3 separate regions of the Homo sapiens genome follow, and all the other regions are linked to region 1. A link is a loop called in an ENCODE intact Hi-C map of the cell type or tissue named here. Cell type or tissue: ovary. All regions are shown on one strand. Region 1 overlaps PRORP (protein only RNase P catalytic subunit). Region 2 overlaps PRORP-PSMA6 (PRORP-PSMA6 readthrough). Region 3 has its middle 45 kb from the start of PSMA6.

Region 1 (2,500 bases):
TCAAGCGATTCTCTTGCCTCAGCCACCCAAGTAGCTGGGATTACAGGTGTGCACCACCACACCCAGATAATTTTTGTATTTTTAGTAGAGATGCAGTTTCGCCATGTTGGCCAGGCTGGTCTCGAACTCCTGGCCTCAGATGATCCACCCACCTCAGCCTCACAAAGTGTTGAGATTATAGGCGTGAGCCACCACACCCGGCCCCAGCTTTGTTTTGGGGTGCCAGGAACCACACCCATGTAAGATGGAGAAAAGTCTTATTTTAGAAAAACATGTCCATTCTTGCCCTGCTGCTTAAGAAGTCAGAGTAATAGATAACTTATATAACCACACAACCTCTGCATTTGTCTACTAATAATACATCTTTTTAAGATGCAACAGAAGATAAGCATATAAATCATTCCATTTAACTTCAGAAAACAAAATCGTAATATGAGAATACACTCAATATTTGTTTGGGGCTTCTGACCACATAATTGACCTAATGTACTGGGATATTATTCTAAACTCCTACAATTTCATTATTTAGGCTGGTTTACAAATGGCTACCCATAAAAAATACAACTCTTCTTCAAAAATAATACAGGGCTTGTCATTTCAGCTTTTCTCATTCTCCTGCTCCTAGATCTGAGAAGTACCCTTGCTTCCCAGACAGTATTCTTTGAAAGAACATGCTGTTTTCCTCTTATTTGAAGGATGACTCACTAAAATAAACAAATGAACATTCTGACAAGTGATGAATAAAGAATGTGTGGCTTTTATCATCATCACCATTAACAGTCTTTAAAGTGTACTAAGCAGATGCACAGGGAATATGATACAGGTATACATTATTTTATTGCACATTACTTTACAGATATTCATTTTTTACAAATTGAAGATTGGTGGCAGTCCTGTGTTTAGCAAGTCTATTAGTACCATTTTTCCAACAGCACTTCTTGTCTTTATGTCACATTTTGGTACTTCTCACAATATTTCCAATTTTTCATTATTATTATATCTGTCATAGTGATCTGTGATCTTGGATGTTACTACTGTAATTGTTTTGGGGTGCCATGAACCACACTCACGTAAGATGGAGAATCTAATCGATAAATGTTGTGTGTGTTCTGACTGCTCCACCCATCAGCTGTTCTTCCATCTCTCTCCCTCTCTTCCCTTTCCCCAAGACATAATAATATCAAAATTAGGCCAATTAACCCTGTGATGACCACTAAGTGTTCAAAAGTGAAAGGAAGAGTTGCACATTTCCTACCTTAAATAAAAATCTACAGATGATTAGTGAGGAGGGCATGTTGAAAGCCAAGACAGGTCAAAAGCTAGGCCTTTTGTGCCAGTTACCCAAGTTGTGTATGCAAAGAAAAAGGTTTTTTTCCTTTATTTTTATTTTATTTTTTTTAAGGAGACAGGATCTCACTCTGCAGACTGGAGTGCAGTTGTGCAATCACAGCTCACTGCAGCCTTGAACTCCTGGGCTGAAGTGATCCTCCCACCAGCTTTCCAAGCTAGGACTATAGGAATGAGCCACCGTGCCCAACCAGGAAAAGTTCTTGAAGGAAATTTAAAGTGTTATGCCAGTGAACACGCAAACGATAAAGAAAGCAAAACAGCCTATTGCTGAGATGAAGTTTTTGTGGCCTGGGTAGAAGACAAAACCAGCCACAACATGCCCTTACACCAAAACGTAATCCAGAGCAAGGCCCTAAACTCTCTTCAATTCTATGAAGTTTGAGAGAGGCAAGAAAGCTGCAGAAGAAAAGCTGGAAGTTGGCAGAGGTTGGCTCATGAGGTTTAAAGAAAGTAGGCATCTCCATGACATAAAAGTGTAAGACGAAGTAGCAAGTGCTGATGGAGAAGCTGCAGTGAGTTATTCCGAAGACCTAGCTAAGATCATTGATAAAGGTGGCTATACTAAACAACAGATTGGCAATGGAGACAAAAAAGCCTTCTATTAGAAGATGCCATCTAGGACTTTCATAACTAGAGAAGAGAAGTCAATGCCTGGCTTCAAAGCTTCAAAGGAGAGGCTGACTCTCTTGTAAGGGCTAATGTAGCTGTTGTCTTTAAGTTGAAGCCAATGCTCACTCACCAGTCCAAAAATCCTAGGGCCCTTAAGAATTATGCTAAATCTACCCTGCCTGTGCTTTATCAACGGAACAACAAAGCCTGGATGATGGCACATCTGTTTCCAGCATGATTTACTGAGTATTTTAAGCCCAGAAAATGAGCTCAGAAAGATTCCTTTCAAAATATTACTGTTCATTGACAATGCACCTAGTCACCCAAGAGCTCTTATGGAGATATACAAGGAGATGAATGCTGTTTTCATGCCTGTGAACACAACATCCATTCTGAAGCCCATAGCTCAAGGAGTAATTTACACTTTCAAATCTTATTATTTCAGAAATACATTTCATAAGGCTATAGCTGCCATAGTGACTCCTCTGATGGATCTAAGCAAAATCAATTGAAAACTTTCTGGAAAAGAGTCACTATTCCA
Region 2 (2,500 bases), 71 kb before region 1:
GTATGCTGTACCCACTTTAAAAGGCATAGAAGTCCACTACGGTGAAATTAAGCCACCTACTATTTGACTGGAACTCAGCTTCTTTGTGAAAGGAGGGGGCGCACTGATGAATAAGGCCTGAATTGTTGGCTATTTCGCTTTGATCTATCCCTAGTAAAGAATGAAACCAAATAGGTACTGCATGGGCCTGCACTGCACACTGCTATTATTCAGAAGTGAAACTCACTCTGTCTTAATTTGGAAAGCAGCTAATTCTTACCTATCGTGTCACACACACATGCAGCCTTCACCCATGAATGTTGATGGGGGATGGAACTGCAAGATCAATTATTTCATGGTACCTCCCTACATCTTGGGATCTTTATGAACTTTATTTAGACTTTATTCACTCTATTCCCCACCCCCACCCTCAGCTCCCTGAAGGTGGGGAAAGGGAGGTGCAGAGATTGGCCAGTCACTAAGAAAGTGAGTCAAGAACAGAGAGGAAATAAGACTCAACAGCCTTCCCTTTAGCCTAGAGACACTTCCTCTTCCTTGAGGTTTCCTAATTGGCTGACTCTAATTCCTATTTTCTTACCACAAAATTAAGTCATCTGTGATGCTCAGAATGAACCAAATTCTCTTGAGGGTAATTGGAGAGAGGGAGAGAGAAAATGCAAATGAATGAGGTTTCTGATCATTTTGACCAATATTTTCAGTCACTAATTTAGAAACCAGTTCTTGAGAGTCCAGTTATTGATAGAAAAGCAAGAGTGTGCTACGGTTTTTTTTTTTGTTTTTTGTTTTTTTTGAGATAGAGTTTTGCTCTGTCACTCTGGCTAGAGTGCAGTGGCACGATCTTGGCTCACTGCAACCTCTGCCTCCCAGGCGATCCTCCCACTTCAGCCTCCCAAGTAGCTGGGACTACAGGCATGCACCACCATGCTTGGCTGATTTTTAAGTTTTTTGTAGAGATAATGTCTCACTATATTGCCCAGGCTGGTCTTGAACTCCTGGGCTTAAGTGATCCTCCTGCCTCGGCCTCCCAAAGTGCTGGGATTACAGTCATCGCACCTGACTCCAGTTTTATTTTCTACTTGCTTTTGAATGACTTGATGAACCTCAGCTGAGATCCTCAAACTTCACTCTAAATGTATTTCATCCATAATGGTGAAACAAAGGCAAGTTCCAAAAATCAACCACAGACAGCAGATTTAGGCACTGAAACATTCCAAAGATTAAAAACTCTGGGATGATGTCTTACAAGTACATAGCAAGTTTTATCCCAGTTACCACAGTACCAAGTACAGAGTAGATGTCTAATGAATAAACCTTTAATTCACTGAAGATATCATATGATTATAGAGGATGGCACTGAGAAGTTACTGTTTTTTTGAGGATCAGTGAGGCATCAGACACCACAGATTAAGTTCCCACTTAGCCAGCTCACACACAAAAGACCAAGGAGCAAGAGGGGTATTCACTTAAAGGAGAAGTAGGCATTAGAGGTAAAAATCAGGAAGATATTTTCAAACAAATTCTCCAAAGTAATTCAACATTTACTGAGCTCCCTCTTTGGGCAAGAAGCTGGGCTAGCTGCTCTGGGAGACACACAGATGAACCCGACAGCGTCCCCACCAGAGTTCCATGGAGATGAAACATGAATGAAAGCAAAGCTAACATGAGGTAGTCCGTAATACACAAGGAAATGTGTAACAGAGCAGCACAGATGAGAAAATGACCTTATATGCTCACGGGCCAAAGGGAATGTAAGACTACCTGTTGGAAGATGCATGTCCAAGCTCAGCTTAGAACAGGGAGAACTCTTAACAGGTGTGTTAAGAGCAATGTTAGGAGCAATATGGGAGGCACCACAATGCAACATGGAATGGGAGTGGCATAAACAAGCAGAGGAAGAAAAAAGATCCTGTGTTTAGGGCAAGCTAGGCAATAGCCTAACCTAAGTATGACTCAAAAAATGTTTTGGATTAGGGTACAAATGAAAGGAGCTGGCCTTGGATACTAAGCTAAGGAATTTATGCTCTATCTAGTTGGAAGGCTACGGGGAGACATTTAATGTTTTTGAGCAAGGAGAGTGGCAAGACTAGAATTATGCTTTGGGAAGATAAACCTTGTAGCTGTATTTATGAGGAACTGTCATTGGGGACATCAGCCAGGAGGCTATTGATAATAGACCAAGTGAAAGTTTTTGAAGGCCTGAACTGGGGTAAGCAGCAATAGGAATGGAAAGAAGAGATTATCTGCAAAAAATTTGTAAAGGCTGGACATGGTGGCTCATGCCTATCTATAATCCTAGCACTTTGGGAGGCCGAGTTGGGAGGATTGCTTGAGCCCAGGAGTTTGAGACCAGCTTGGGCAACATGGCAAAACCCTTTATCTACAAAAAATAAATTAACCAGGTGTGGTGGTGTCCACCTTATAGGGTGTGTGCCAGCGGTCCCAGTTACTTGGGAGGCTGAGGCAGGATAATTGCTTGAGCCCAGGAGGTCGAGGCTGCAGT
Region 3 (2,500 bases), 120 kb before region 1:
ACTTTGATTTGCTTCTTATTAGGCCATAACCTTTGTTTGGTCTATGTCCTTTCTGAGGCCTCAAGGGGACTTCTGAGCCCCCCTTTTATGGGTGCAAAGAAGCTCTGAAACTTGGAGTTTGGATTTGGGTGAGAATGTGGGTCAACTGTGCTGGATTTCACAAAGCGAAGGCTGTGTATGACACAAGAAGCCCTGTGCAACAGGGCAAGACTCCATGGTCATTGAACTGCACACAGACCTGGTTTTGAATCACCACCTACCATTGGTGTGACCTCGGGCAAGTCACCAATATCTCTGAGTCTCAGAATCCCATCTGTTGGGCAAGAAAACATCCACCTCATAGGATTGCTATTGAGAGTCAAGGAGGTAGTGTTCAAGCACCTCCGAGGGCCTGGTACCTGGTAGCAGCTTGGTGTGTGCCCCTCCCACCTCTCCTTCATTAGGAGCAGGAGCCCTGGAATTCCATTCCTCTCCTGAGTAGTCACGGCCTGACCTCAGGAGGCAGCAGCAGCAAGAAAGGAAGGGAGGCAAGAGCAAGTGATGTTCTCCCCAGACCCTCAGCCCAGGGACACGAGGGCTGTGCTGGGCTGAGAGGGTTTTGCATCAGGCTGGTCTGTTCCCTCCCTAGCCCACTTGCGTTCTCCTCTGGAGATGGCCTGGGGGGACCCAACTGCAGAGCATTCAGGTGGGGCCCTGGCACTAGCCACAGGGGTGGGGGTGCTGCATTTAGCCTTTCTCTGGCCACAAGCTCCTTGTTCAAGGGTCTCAGGCCACCTTGACTGTGGGTCTCTGTGGGGCCTGGCCTGCAGAAGGCCACACGGCACCTGTGCATCCCTGCATTGGTCACCACCTAGGACTGTGGCACGCAGAAGTGTTATCCATGGGCCTTCACTTTCTGCTCCAGACACGGCAGGGAGTTGAAGTTCGAGAAACAGATAAACAAATGCCAAACATGAGCATAAACTTTAATATATTCAGACTGTTTTAGATATTAAATAGAAAAAAGACCTTGGTGCCTTTGAGGGTCCTGTGTGGCCTTTCCCTAGGTGGAGCTGGTTCCCTTAGAGGTAAAACCAGGAACTTTCTCTTGCAGCTTATGAGAGGGTGACGAGGGTGCGGCTTATCCTTTGTCCTCATGGCTGGAAAAGGGACCCTGACGGGCACAGGGCCTGCCTCGCCCTCCCTCCTCAGGTCTTGGGGAGACAGAGACTGCAGGTTGCCTGGGCGGCCCCAGGAACAGATTTGCATTATTTTGTGGCAACAAGCAAATTTCCTGGAGGGGATTTCTGGAAGAACTGGGAGCCACCCAGCGGGAAAGCTTTAGGAAACAGGAGAGCAGGAGGCCGGGAGGAGACAGGCCTGGGCAGAGGCGGAGGCTGCTTGGCCTGAGGCTCTGGGCCAAGGGATGGTTGAGGCCTCGAACCCCTCCTCCACCCTTCCTCACAGCAGGCAGGAAGCCAGGCCCTGAGCAGGCTCAGGCGCTGCCTCCGCGCCCTCGCTGACCTGCAGGAAACTCGCCCAACCCAGGCCTATGTCAGCAGCAGGACGATGACCTAAGAAGCCAGGCTGCAGAGCAAGATGGAAAATTCCCAACGCTCCTGCACCTAAGGCTGCACCCGGGGGGGCAATATTATGCTCCTCTGGCCCTGACTGCATGGGGGAGGGCTGCCCCCGTTCTGGGCTGGCGGCTCAGTCAGGGGCTGGGACAAGAGCAAACCAAACAGCTTCAAGGGGAGGGAAACGGAGCCCCAGCCCTTGACCTTCCACTTGGTTCGTGCGTTGCTGGACCCGGCGTAACTGCGGCTGTGTGGGTGTGTGTGTTGGGCAGGGATGGGGTGGCGATTACAAAACAGAGGACGGCAGGCGTACTTTCTGCATAGAAAGAACACTCAACAGCCCTCCAACACAGGCTGAGAATCTGAAAAAGTCAGGCCATGTCGGCTTAAAGAAATCAAGCTGCATATCCACCAGCATATCAAGATTTTAAATTTAAGAACTATGGGTCAGGTAGAGTGGTTCATGCCTGTAATCCCAGCATTTTGGGAGGCCGAGGTGGGTGGATCACCTGAGGTCAGGAATTCAAGACCAGCCTGGCCAACATGGTGAAACCCTGTCTCTACTAAAAATACAAAAAATTAGCTGGACATGGTGGCAGGAGCCTGTAATCGCAGATACTTGGGAGGCTGAGGCAGGAGAATGGCTTGAACCCAGGAGGCAGAGGTTGCAGTGAGCTGAGATCGCGGCATTTCACTCCAGCCTGGGTGAAAGAGCGAAACTCCATCTCAAAAAAACAAGAAAACAAAAAACTATGACAGCTCAGATGCGTACATTCTAAAGTTCATCCGAACCTGGTTAATGCAGTGCTTGGCTGGCCTGGAGCCTTAGGGAAGAATATCCACGAGGCACCTGCTGTATGCTGAGCAGGTTCGCATGGAGTCCCTCTCGTTCAGTCCTTGGTTGGTGAGGGCCGCATCACAGGACAGGCTCAGCGCAGCACAAA

Evidence for each region. Peaks named below come from ENCODE experiments on the same cell type or tissue, not always from the same donor. Only the 100,000 strongest peaks of a DNase experiment are listed, where the experiment ranks them.
Region 2: it touches region 1 in a loop (2.1-fold over the local background); 16 of 110 quality-filtered maps call a loop at or near these places.
Region 3: it touches region 1 in a loop (2.7-fold over the local background); 2 of 110 quality-filtered maps call a loop at or near these places.

The regions. Positions count from the first base shown.
Region 1 is chr14:35,212,328-35,214,827 of GRCh38, reverse strand. The region is part of intron 5 of PRORP (protein only RNase P catalytic subunit); the gene reads right to left. The region is part of intron 5 of PRORP-PSMA6 (PRORP-PSMA6 readthrough); the gene reads right to left. Among named protein-coding and RNA genes, the nearest start is that of PSMA6, 79 kb to the left of the region's middle. In ovary, no CTCF peak of the experiment used is centred here; a DNase peak (open chromatin) is centred at 1,467; H3K4me3 peaks cover 722 bases; H3K27ac peaks cover 2,476 bases.
Region 2 is chr14:35,283,630-35,286,129 of GRCh38, reverse strand. All of the region lies in intron 9 of PRORP-PSMA6 (PRORP-PSMA6 readthrough), which reads right to left. It also overlaps a transcript of PSMA6 not described here. Among named protein-coding and RNA genes, the nearest start is that of PSMA6, 7.5 kb to the left of the region's middle. RefSeq lists an enhancer at 285-384. In ovary, no CTCF peak of the experiment used is centred here; no DNase peak of the experiment used is centred here.
Region 3 is chr14:35,335,866-35,338,365 of GRCh38, reverse strand. No RefSeq gene overlaps it. Among named protein-coding and RNA genes, the nearest start is that of PSMA6, 45 kb to the right of the region's middle. RefSeq lists an enhancer at 1,296-1,817. In ovary, no CTCF peak of the experiment used is centred here; a DNase peak (open chromatin) is centred at 1,515; H3K27ac peaks cover 2,500 bases.